2 separate regions of the Homo sapiens genome follow, and region 2 is linked to region 1. Evidence: chromatin loops called from intact Hi-C (ENCODE). Cell type or tissue: heart right ventricle. All regions are shown on one strand. Each heading gives the region's core, and the rest is flanking DNA. Links, peaks and the distances in the headings are about the cores only.

Evidence for each region. Peaks named below come from ENCODE experiments on the same cell type or tissue, not always from the same donor. Only the 100,000 strongest peaks of a DNase experiment are listed, where the experiment ranks them.
Region 2: a loop joins it to region 1, with 4 times the contacts of the local background. A loop is called at or near these places in 2 of 110 quality-filtered maps.

Annotation. Positions count from the first base shown.
Region 1 is chr5:112,682,574-112,687,960 of GRCh38, forward strand. LOC102467216 (a long non-coding RNA gene) reads right to left here and starts at 315. Exons shown (of 3, transcript NR_104673.1): 1 at 271-315. In heart right ventricle, for the core only: no CTCF peak of the experiment used is centred there; a DNase peak (open chromatin) is centred at 2,282; H3K27ac peaks cover 3,243 bases.
Region 2 is chr5:112,623,603-112,628,989 of GRCh38, forward strand. It overlaps LINC02200 (long intergenic non-protein coding RNA 2200), which reads left to right and starts at 4,834. Exons shown (of 3, transcript NR_104672.1): 1 at 4,834-5,008. In heart right ventricle, for the core only: no CTCF peak of the experiment used is centred there; a DNase peak (open chromatin) is centred at 2,648; H3K27ac peaks cover 1,448 bases.

The sequences.
Region 1 (5,387 bases), core at 277-5,276:
TCCTCCATTTTTCTCCATTATGCTCCAGCTGTGGGCCCTCAGTTATTCTCACTGATCTTTATCTAGCTCACTAAATGGCAGAGACTAGCCACCATGGCCACTCCATTTAGGGCATGACTAAGTTATCAAATGACTATTGCTTATTAGTAACTCATACTGGGTGACTAGAATCCTAGCTAGATTTTTCCTTCTGACCACTAGGCTGCTTGGGTTGCTATAACAAAATACCACAGACTGGATGACTTAAACAACAGAAATTTATTTACTTACAGCTCTGGAGACTGGAAGTTCAAGATTAAGGTGCCAGTCGATTTGATTTATGGCGAGAGCTCTTTTCCTGGCTTGCAGAGAGCTGCCTTCTCATTGCGTGCTCCTGTAACCTCTCCTTACTTAGTCTGTGTGCTTGCAGAGAGACCTGATGTGTCTTCCTCTTCTTATAAGGGCTCCAACCTTATTGGGTTAGGGCCCCACCTTTATGACCTCATTTAACCTTTATTGCCTCCTAAAAGACCTATGCAAATCCTCACATTGGGAGTTAGGGTTTCAACATGTGAATCTGCGGGGGACGGAAATCATTCCATAGCAGTCCCTTAACTGGGGAATGAATAAATAAATTCTGGTGCATCCCTACAATGACATAATAATCAGCAGTAAAAAAAGGAAGAAACTGTTAAAACACAAAAGAACATGGATAGATTTCAAATATGTTATGCTACGTGAAAAAAACCAGATTAAAAGGGCTACATATTGTATGAGACTATTTATATGACATTGCCTGAAAAAGGTAACCCTAGGGGAACAGAAAACAGATCAGTTGTTGCTAGGGATTGGGGAAGGGTTTAACCAGAAGGGATATGGATAATATCTGATATTACCCTGATATAAGTAAAAATGTTTTGATGTGATGAAAACTGCTCCATATCTTGACTATGGTGGTGGTTACATGACTACACATGTTTGTCAACACTTGCAAGACTGTACACTAAAAGGGTAAAATTTACTACACCTAAATTATATTTCATATTTAAAATAGGAAAGAACCCACCTGTTCCGTGTCCTATATTCTACTGGCTAGTCATCACATTATGTCTGGTAATGATATAACCGTTCTTCCCTACCAAGGTTTTTTCTTTTCTTCTTTCTAAATTAAACAGAGCCTTCCAGGAAAAGTTAATGTCTTAATAAAGCAGTGAATCTCAATGAAAGTTTGGGGAAAGATTTTTTCCATTGGGTTGGGATGTCCTTTGTATAATCCCACAAACCAATGTCACTTACTAAGTCTCCAAGCCCATGAACTAATAATATTGCTAAAAAGGGTAAAATAGAAATCTTTAGAAACAGAGCCCTGAGCTTTCTTCCTTTGAGCCAGCTTTTTAAAAGAATGGACAAAGACATCAAAGGGATCCACAGAGCATGAACCCAACCTTCTCTGTCCTATAGCAACACTTGCTCAGGGCAGGAGAGCTAGGTTTCCTTTCCTCTGCTGATGTCCTCCTCCAGGTCTCCTCTACTCTCTTCATTTTCCTGCCATCTCCCTGGTGTCCACACAGCAGCCAAATATCATTTCTACCATGTTTTGTCATTGACTAAAAGAAAAATGAGCAAAGCCCTTTGTTATAACAACATCAGAAATTTTTTAAAATCCCACCAAGCAAATGAAAGCCACAATCCGTATTAGAACCTGTCTCAGAGGAAACAAGTAGCACAGCATTGATAGGCTGTCAGTTAGAGGATGTGGGAAATGGGCAGGCAAATTTTCTAACACATTATTCCCTAGGGAGTTTCTCCATTTATTTGATAAGCTGTAAACTTTGCTTAAAATAGTTTTGTGGAATCTTCAAAACAAGAAGTTTTGCAGAGGTCAACTTGTCCAGGATGACAACAAACACAACTTTGCTTCAAAATAAAATCATCCACCCTTTTTTCACCTATTAGATTTCTCTCACCACAGTATGCAAATAGTCAGCTTTGCACACTGTGGAATGATGGGTGGGAGTCTGTTACCCAAACAGTTTCCAAGCTGGGGAATTCATTTGAAAATTAGATGGGGCTGGAAGAGGGGATGTGCATATGGGCACAGTTGTTGGAGGAACTGTGGACCTCTGTTCTGCCCCAAGAACCCAAGCCTCAAGACTTTACTGTGAGTCTGAGGACTGTGTGTGTTGGGGCTGGCCTGCACAGGAAGAAAGCTAAGCTATTATTAAGAATAGCTCTGCAAGATAGTTAGGATTCAGACTTGTCTGTCCACGCTTGCTGCTCAATCTCTGCAGCTGCAGAAAGCAGCCCTGCATTGTCTTTGTCAGATCTGGGCGCCCAATGAAACCCAGGAAACCATCCATTCCTCCCCACCCCTCTCAGCTAGTCACTCATGCCCTATTTTTAGGATTCCTTAGCAACTGAGCGGCCTGTTATTCCATAACTAATATTCTGCATTCCTGATCCCATTACTACGCTTACCACCCCACCAAATACATGCTGTATCATCATCTGCAAATTCTTTCAGGGACAGGAAAAGCACAATCATCAGGAGCTGTTCTTTGCCTCATCACTCCTGGATGCAGGAAATTCTTCCTAGCTCACCCTAAACTCCTTCTGATGAAGTCGAATCCTATTACTATCTCTCCATCTTTACTAGAGATGAGAATAGCCAAGCAACATTCTTTTTATAAAAAGCTTTCACTTTATTTATTAAAAACAAGAAGGGTGAGCTGAGTGTGATAGCTCACACCTGTAATCCCAGCACTTTGGGAGGCTGAGGCAGGAGGATCGCTGGAGCCAAGGAGTTCAAGACCAGCCTGGGAAACATAGCCAGACTGCCCCTCTCAAAAATAAATAAATAAAAATTAAAATTAATTTTCTGTATTTGAAAAAGCCAGAGGACAAGAGAGCTGCATCTTTCCCACTATGGCCCCAGTATGGAAAGTAGGGGGAGAATTTATATTCTGAGTCCCTTGGCCTAAGGAATTCTGCCATTTTCATTGTAAACCACAGAAGCATTTGTGCTACTGTTGTAAGATGTTGTAACATAAGGAGGTGGGGGAAAATACTCTGCTTTTTTCAACTCTGGATCATTTTTAATTATTCAGTCTTGGCAGGTCTACTTCTCACCATTATTCCTCTTACTAACAACTTGTTTCTAGTCTTAGCTTGGTGGGAATGTTTGACTGTGTGATATATTTTGGGAAAATCAGCTAGAGTCATTGAATGTACAAATGAAGAAGCTCATTTTATAGATATATAAATTAATTTAACTTAGTGCTATCCTTTAAAAAACTAGTCTATTTTCCACAAGAAAATCCAAGTTTAAATGTATCATATTTATTACAAACGCTCTTTTCTGACAAAAAAGATACTATTTTTCTTTTACCATGAGAACTTGATCATAGCCAATGATGCTACAATGAGCTTTCAACAAACACCAACGTACTTTCAAGTCAGAGCAGTATGGGTTCTAGAATCACTGACATAACTTTGCTTCTGTTTTCCTATGGTAGCTGATATGCTCCACTGAAGAATTTGTCTTTGGTAGAGCCTGAAGCAGAGCATTCTTTTGGGACAGGCCCTTCATTTTCTTGCCAACTATTTGCAGCTTTGGCTGTTCAGTGCAGAGCTCATATCACTCTGGTATTAAATGGAATGATGTAAGTAATTTGCATTACTATGAGCTCTAAACTCTTCGGCCCATGGGTTCTAAACTCTTTTGATATATATTAGAATATATCTTGTCTTAACATTAACTTCAGCCAAATAAACCAAAAAAGAAAATAAAGAAAGTTATCATGGGATTCTGGGAAGGTTAGACACACTGGTTGGCTCAAAGAATCTCCTTCCTTTTACCTAGAATATTACATATGTCCTAACAACCCAGTGAAGTAGGTCACTATTATGACTAATGCCCCTGAAGTTAAGGTATGTGCAGATTTCACACTGCACTCTACAATTTTGCCATAAGAATCTGTCTTTTAGACATTGTCATCTGCTCTTCAGAAATACTATGGGTAAATGTATTCCAATAGTTTCATCTACATTAATATACTTTTTCAAAAAAATGTGTATTTTAATTCTCATCTAAACCTACCAAATGATGTAAATAATTTTCATTGTTGTCTAAGATAAGCCAAAAGGACCACTTTTGCCTCAGCCATCTATGTGTTTGAACAAAAGTACAATTTTGGTAGAATTATTTAGACGATTTGCCTCAATTTTCAGAATCATTTTGACCCTTCTGATGTTTTGGTAGTTTTAGCCATATGCTACACTGGATGACTTGCACTGTGGGGACCAAGTGGTTCTCTGGGGACCTTAAGGACCCAGAGGTCTTTGTTCCTCTAAAGGCAAAGAAAAAGCTTTCAGCTAAGGAGCTAGAGGCAGAACGGAAAGACTAAATCACTCCAATGCTGCTGTCCTTGCAGCTGCTCTCCCTTCTTCAAGCTTTTCAGCCCAGAACAAGAATCCATCCAAGGTCTGGTTAGATGTCTTTGTTTCAGGAAGCACAGAGAGGCTGATTAATGGAAACAAATATACAGTTTGATAGAGGAAATAGATCTAGTATTTGATAGATCAGTAGGGTGACTATAGTTAACAATAATCTATTGTACATTTCAAAATAGCTAGAGGAGAATAATTTGAATGTTTCTAGCATAAAGAAAAGACAAATATTTAAGGTGAGGACATTCCAGTTACACTGATTTGATCTTTTGAAATTACATAAATGTATTAAATTATCACATGTACCCCAAGGTATGTACATTTATTATATACCAATTTTTTAAAGTAAAAAGAAAAGGAAAAAAACACAGAGAAAGAGAAATTCCAGGCTCTCTATGGATGCTTCTCCTAAATTCCCAGCATCAGAATTTGATGTTTCTAAGTAATGTAGCCCTTGTCTCTTCTCCCCTCCCCTGGTCCTTTCTGCCTCTGGCCAGCAGGAGCAAATGATGGGCATCACATGTCTCCAACCACAGTCTTTTGTTTCCTTACAAAAGGCAGATCCAATGTCCTCTTTGTTTAGCACCTGAAACAAAGCACCTGAAAAGCAGGTCCATAATTGGGATTTGGGGCACTGGACCCAGAAACAATACATCAGGGTAGTTCTTTATGGTGGAATTTTGCTAAAAGGTTCTGTTTCATCTTTATATGAGTATGGTAGACTAATTTGTGAGATAATATTTTGGCCGTAAGCACATTTTCTGCAAGTAAATAAGAAATCAGGTATTACACAAGTGACTTTGAAGCTACTGCTCTGTGTTCTCTTTGCTATCAGTTTTAATAACTGTTTTTAAGACACCATGTTTTGAAAAGAGCTTTGTTTTTCTCAGCTCTTTCTCTCATCTGCTACATTTTGTAAGAAAGCCATAATCTCATGTTTATGATATTAATTATTGTGG
Region 2 (5,387 bases), core at 335-5,334, 59 kb before region 1:
CGGCATTTCTTTCTATTTTCAAGGCTGAATAGAATTTCACTGTGCATATATACCACATTTTCTTTTTTTCCTTTTTCTTTTTTTGGGGACAGGGTCTCTCTCTGTTGCCCAGGCTGGAGTGCAGTGTTGGGATAATAGCTCACTGCATCCTCAAACTCCTGGGCTCAAGGGATCCTCCTGCCTCAGGCTCCTGAGTATCTAGGACTACAGGCATGTGCCACCATGCCCAGCTAATTAAAAAAAAAATTGTTTTTAGAGATGGAGTCTTGCTCTGTTGCCCAACCTGGTCTCAGACTCCTGACCTCAAGGGATCCTTCTTGGCTCAGCCTCCTAAAGTGTTGGAATTATATGTGTGAGCCACTGCATCCAATGAATACTACAATTTTTTTATCCATTCATCTGTTGATGGACACTGTGGTTGATTCCATTTCTTGGCTATTGTGAATAATGCTGCAATGAACACGAAAGTGCAGATGTCTCTTTGAGATACTGATTTCATTTCCTATGGATGCATATCCAGTAGTAAAATTGTTGGATCATATGGTAGTTCTATTTTTAAGTTTTTGATTAACCTCCATACTGTTCTCTGTAATGGCTGTACTAATTTACATTCCCACCAACAGTGCGCGAGAGTTCCATTTTGTCTTTCTGACAAAAGCCATACTAACAAGTGTGAGATGATATCCCATTGTGTTTTTAATTTAAATTTCTCTGATGATTAGTAATGTTGACCTTTTTTTCATATACCTGTTGGCTATTTGTAAGTTTCCTTTGAGAATGATCTATTCAGCAAAGTTGCAAAATGAAAAATCAGCATACAAAAATCAGTAACATTTCTATACACTGACAATGAAGTATCTGAAAAAAAATCAGGAAAAAATCTTATTTACAATAGCTACAAAAAAAAATACTTAGGAATAAATTCAGCCAAGGAAGCGAAAGATCTGTACGCTGAAAACTATAAAACATTGATGAAAGAAAGAGAAAAACACACAAATAAATGAAAGATATCTCATGTTCTTAGATTAAAAGAATTAACATTGTTAAAATGTCCATATTGCCCAAAACAATCGACAGATTCAATACAATCCCTATCAAAATTCCAATGATATTTTCACAGAAATAGAAAAACAAATCCTAACATTCGTATAGAAAAACAAAAGACCCCGAACTGCCAAAGCAATCTGAGCAAAAAGAACAGAGATGGAGACATCACACTATCTGACTTTTGCATTAATTTTAATTTTTTAAAATATTGCATAAAATTAGTATTATCTTGATTCTTAGGTTTTTTAGTACCACCTTACATTTTGCGCCTGAGGTAAGCACCTCACTGGCCTCATTTGAGCCCCAGCCACCACATCCCCGGGGCACATAACAGCATGTGTGCAGGGTTTCTAGATGATATGACCCTAGCTTCTGCTTTTTAACTTTTGGGACCTAAGTCTCCTCAATTCTAAAAATGACTACTTTTCCAGAGACTCTCTGGGTTGCTCACCCAACTTTTCTCTTTACCTTACTTAGCTTCTTTATGATAGGAAAAATGCCAAAAAAAAAAAAAGAATCTCAGCTGAATAAGCCCTAACAACAAATCTGTGTGGGGAACTTTGAAATATGATTTAGAACCACAAAAGCCAGTTGTTTATTTTGAATCAAGTCAGCAGATTGTCATGCTTAAGGCAATATATGTACAAAGCTCTTTGGAAGTTAAATTTGTTTTATTATAATAGCAAGTGTTTTTATCTTTTCTAACCCATAGGCAACTGATGTATTTTTCTGCAGTCAGGTTGGGACAGGAGGCAATTTCAGATAAATTACCTCTTACTACACTCTTGAGACACCGTTCAAGCTGCTGCGTAGGAACTTGCAAGAAAGGGTATTTGGTGGATTCTTAAAGGGGACAGAAAAAGAAAATTTAAAGAGTCGTTCCAGTACAGTAGCCATTCAAAGAAAAGGGTTGGGTGAAGTGGTTTTTATATTCAGCCCCTATGTATCTTCTTCAGCTTGGGATTCAAATAGATTAGTAAGTGCTATGATAGAAATAAAAAATTGAAATCAGTGGGAAAATGTCAATTTTTCACCAAACAGCATTTTGAAATGTCTGTTCAGCAGGAGGCTGAAAATGTGGCTGTTCTACTGTACAGCTTGTGTAGATATAAGACAACCCGCAGCCCAGCTGAGTTTCTGTGCTCTTGTGTCTTCCCTCTGCTGTCAGACTACCAGCTCATTAGTATTTAAATTAGCTCATAAATATTTCCTGGAAATCCACAGTTGCTTAAGCTTCACCTCTATTCATCTCTTCACTCTCCTTCTTTAGTCTTACTTACGCCTTTGTTTCTTAGGCTGATACATTGCAGGAGGGTGGATCTCATTACATATTAATCTTACTGATATATGGTGTTGAAAAAGGAAAGGAGGAAGCCCTGTTGGAAGATAAAGATGAGAAATAGAGAAAGGATGTAGAAGGAAATTTTATTCCATTTCCTTTGTACAAATAAAATTATCTAATGATGGAGCAAGAAGTCTGTATAAAATAAGAACAGCCCAAAAGCATATGCCAAGGCAATTCGACCTGAATAAATGTTTCTTTCACATACTCCTTAAAAGCTTTGAAACACAGACGAAACATTTCACTGGGGGCAGGCCCTGGATGTTCCCACTGGGGAAATGGTTGCATAGTTACCAAACCTCTTCTGTTCAACATGAGAGCTGTAATTCTAATTATAAAATAATGATGACAGAGAGGGGCCAGTTCCATCATGATATTCTGTATGTTCCTTAGCACTCTGCAAGAGTTCAACACTAATACCCACATACAATGCCAACAGCCAGTTCTTTTAAATGAGTGTGAATAAAATTTAACCAATGACAATGAAAGAAAACAAATATATTTCATTGAATTTAAAGTTCCATTGATCAAAAGTGCCATTATTTTATATAAAACATTTGTAAGTGCTACCAATAAAACTTGGGTACATTATTGGTCATAAGTACGTCCTGATTTCAGAGATGTGAAAAAAATGTGAATCAGTGAAATATGTTAATTTTTAAAACAGGGTATCCAGGAAAGAATAAAGATTATTTGGTGGCTGTATGATTTGAAAGGATGTGAAAATAGTGTTAATCTCTTTAGCAGGAGCATGCGCTCTAAGAAGCAATCACTTTTCTAATATCATATACTTGAGAGATATAAGAAGCATAGAGAAGCAAAACTTTTGGGAACGATCCTGACTGTTTGCACAGGCTGGGGACAGTAAGGGCCTTGTCATTAGCTGTCTCATGTCATTTGATCACGTGCTCCAAAGGTCTTCTAGAAATAAACTTCAGAATAAACATGGAGACCCGCCAGGCCCAGTCAATGAAGATATAATTTTAGGCTAAGAGGTATCCAGTCCTATTAAGTGCAGTCTAGACAACCTAGGCTGGCATTCAAGGCCCCACAAAATCTGATTTAAAGCTTTTTTTTTAGTTTTTTCCTCTTTTGTTTTTCCATATGTAATTGATACTTCCACCAAATTGAATTACTGGACTTTCTAAAACCTATAGTGTATTACCTCAATCCCCTGTCTTTGTTTATACCAGAGTTTCTCAACCTTGGCACTGTTGACATTTTGGGCTGGAAAATTTTTTTTTGTGGGGATGTCCTGTGCATTGTAGGATTTTTGGTAACGTCTCTGGCCTCTATCCGCTAGATGCCGGTAGCACCTCCTCCCAGTTGTAACAACCAAATATACCTCCAGACATTGTCAAATGTCCCTGGGGGTAAAGGGAGAAAATTACCACTGGTTAAGAACCACTGTATACAACCATGCTGGCATAGTGAAAGGATGCAAACTTTGGCATCAAATGTACATGAGTTGAACTCTAGCTTTCTGGGGTGAACATTTGAATTTGGGGGGCACTCTGTGCCCATTCCCTCTTTCTGATAGTAACTCATTTTCCTTTGGGGGAACAATATTTTTGTTCCACTGTATGTAGACTCGATGAAACTCTAAGTCTTGGAAACCATGTCTTGCCCACCCTTCTCCAAAGTGGAACTGAGCTCAGTCCATCTCATACTTTCTCCCAGCACTTCTACCATCTTGAGCAGAATGATAGCAAGAATGGGAAAAAACTTTGGCGTGAATTGACTGCTAGATGGGATGGTTGTATCTGTGTCTATCCAATACTCTATGCTTGTATCTATCCTAACACCTGTCCCTTTTCTGATTTGGGTTTCTAGATTCCCATTCTCTCTGTATCCCAGTATCTCTCCAATTAATGACCTTTTAGGCTAAATATGCCAGAGTTGTTTTCTGTTGCTTATCTGCAAAGATACCTCTATTTACTAGCTTTGTATTTTGAACCAGTCTCTTCATATCTCCAAACCTGTGTTCCCTTTCTGCAAATTGAAAATAAAACTATTTACCTTTCAAATGCAAAAGATGCTCTCCCCATAATCTCTTTAAAATCTACCTTCATTAGTCTAGGTTCTGTGCTAAATCCTGGAGATGAATAAGACAAAACCTATGTTTTTATGAGACTCATTTTCTTCCAGTGACAAAAGTAACAGCAGGACTCAGACAAAAAAAACAAAGCAAAAAAAAAAAAAAAAAAAAAAGCAAAAACAGTACCAGCAGGTCAAACAGCATTGGCTGAAATTGGCCTTTATCCTCAGCACGGCTCCAAACCACTTCATTTTGCGCTTACTCCTTGCTAATGGCCTCCCTCCCTCCTTTTCAGCACAGAATGCAGTGTTGGGAGGGGAGAGAAGGTTCCTGTCAAGGAGCTTTATGCATTCATTATTCTATACCCCCAGCCTGGCCAAAGCTGCTGAAGTGTCTGAGATTCTGCAGTACTGCTCTGTTAGCAGCAGGAGCAAATGAAAGAATTCAGTGTCAGCATTTTCTGTTTCTCATCTGACAAACAAGGTCAGGTACTTCTTTGAACAACCCAGTTCCAATAGCTGTGAAACATAAAGAGACAAGCAGGGGAAGATTTTCCAGAAAGGCTGGTGGCTAGGCACAAGGTGGGTTTAAGTTTACAGCTTTTGTTGTGGAAGAGGAAAGTTCCCCGCATCCCAGGCATCCCTTTTTCAGAATGGGGAAAAAGAATCCGGGGTGAAAGGCTCTTTTGTACTTCTTTGCTTCTTGCACTGAAGTGGCAGGTGCAGACCTTGGTTCCCAGGGGAATCAGAATGTCATTGCCATCCAGGTTTATGGCCATTAGTCCTGATTCTTACTGTTTGTCAATGCCGCTGAAAACTCTGAGCATTGAAGCAGATGAAAGAGAAAGTTCTACAAGCGGTTGGAAGAAATGGGTGCTCTGGAGGTCAGGGCTGAAGTGAGGAGTTTTGAGAGTTGAGGTTCAGGCTGTGAGGATTGTATCTCTCCCCCAGCAATCCTCTG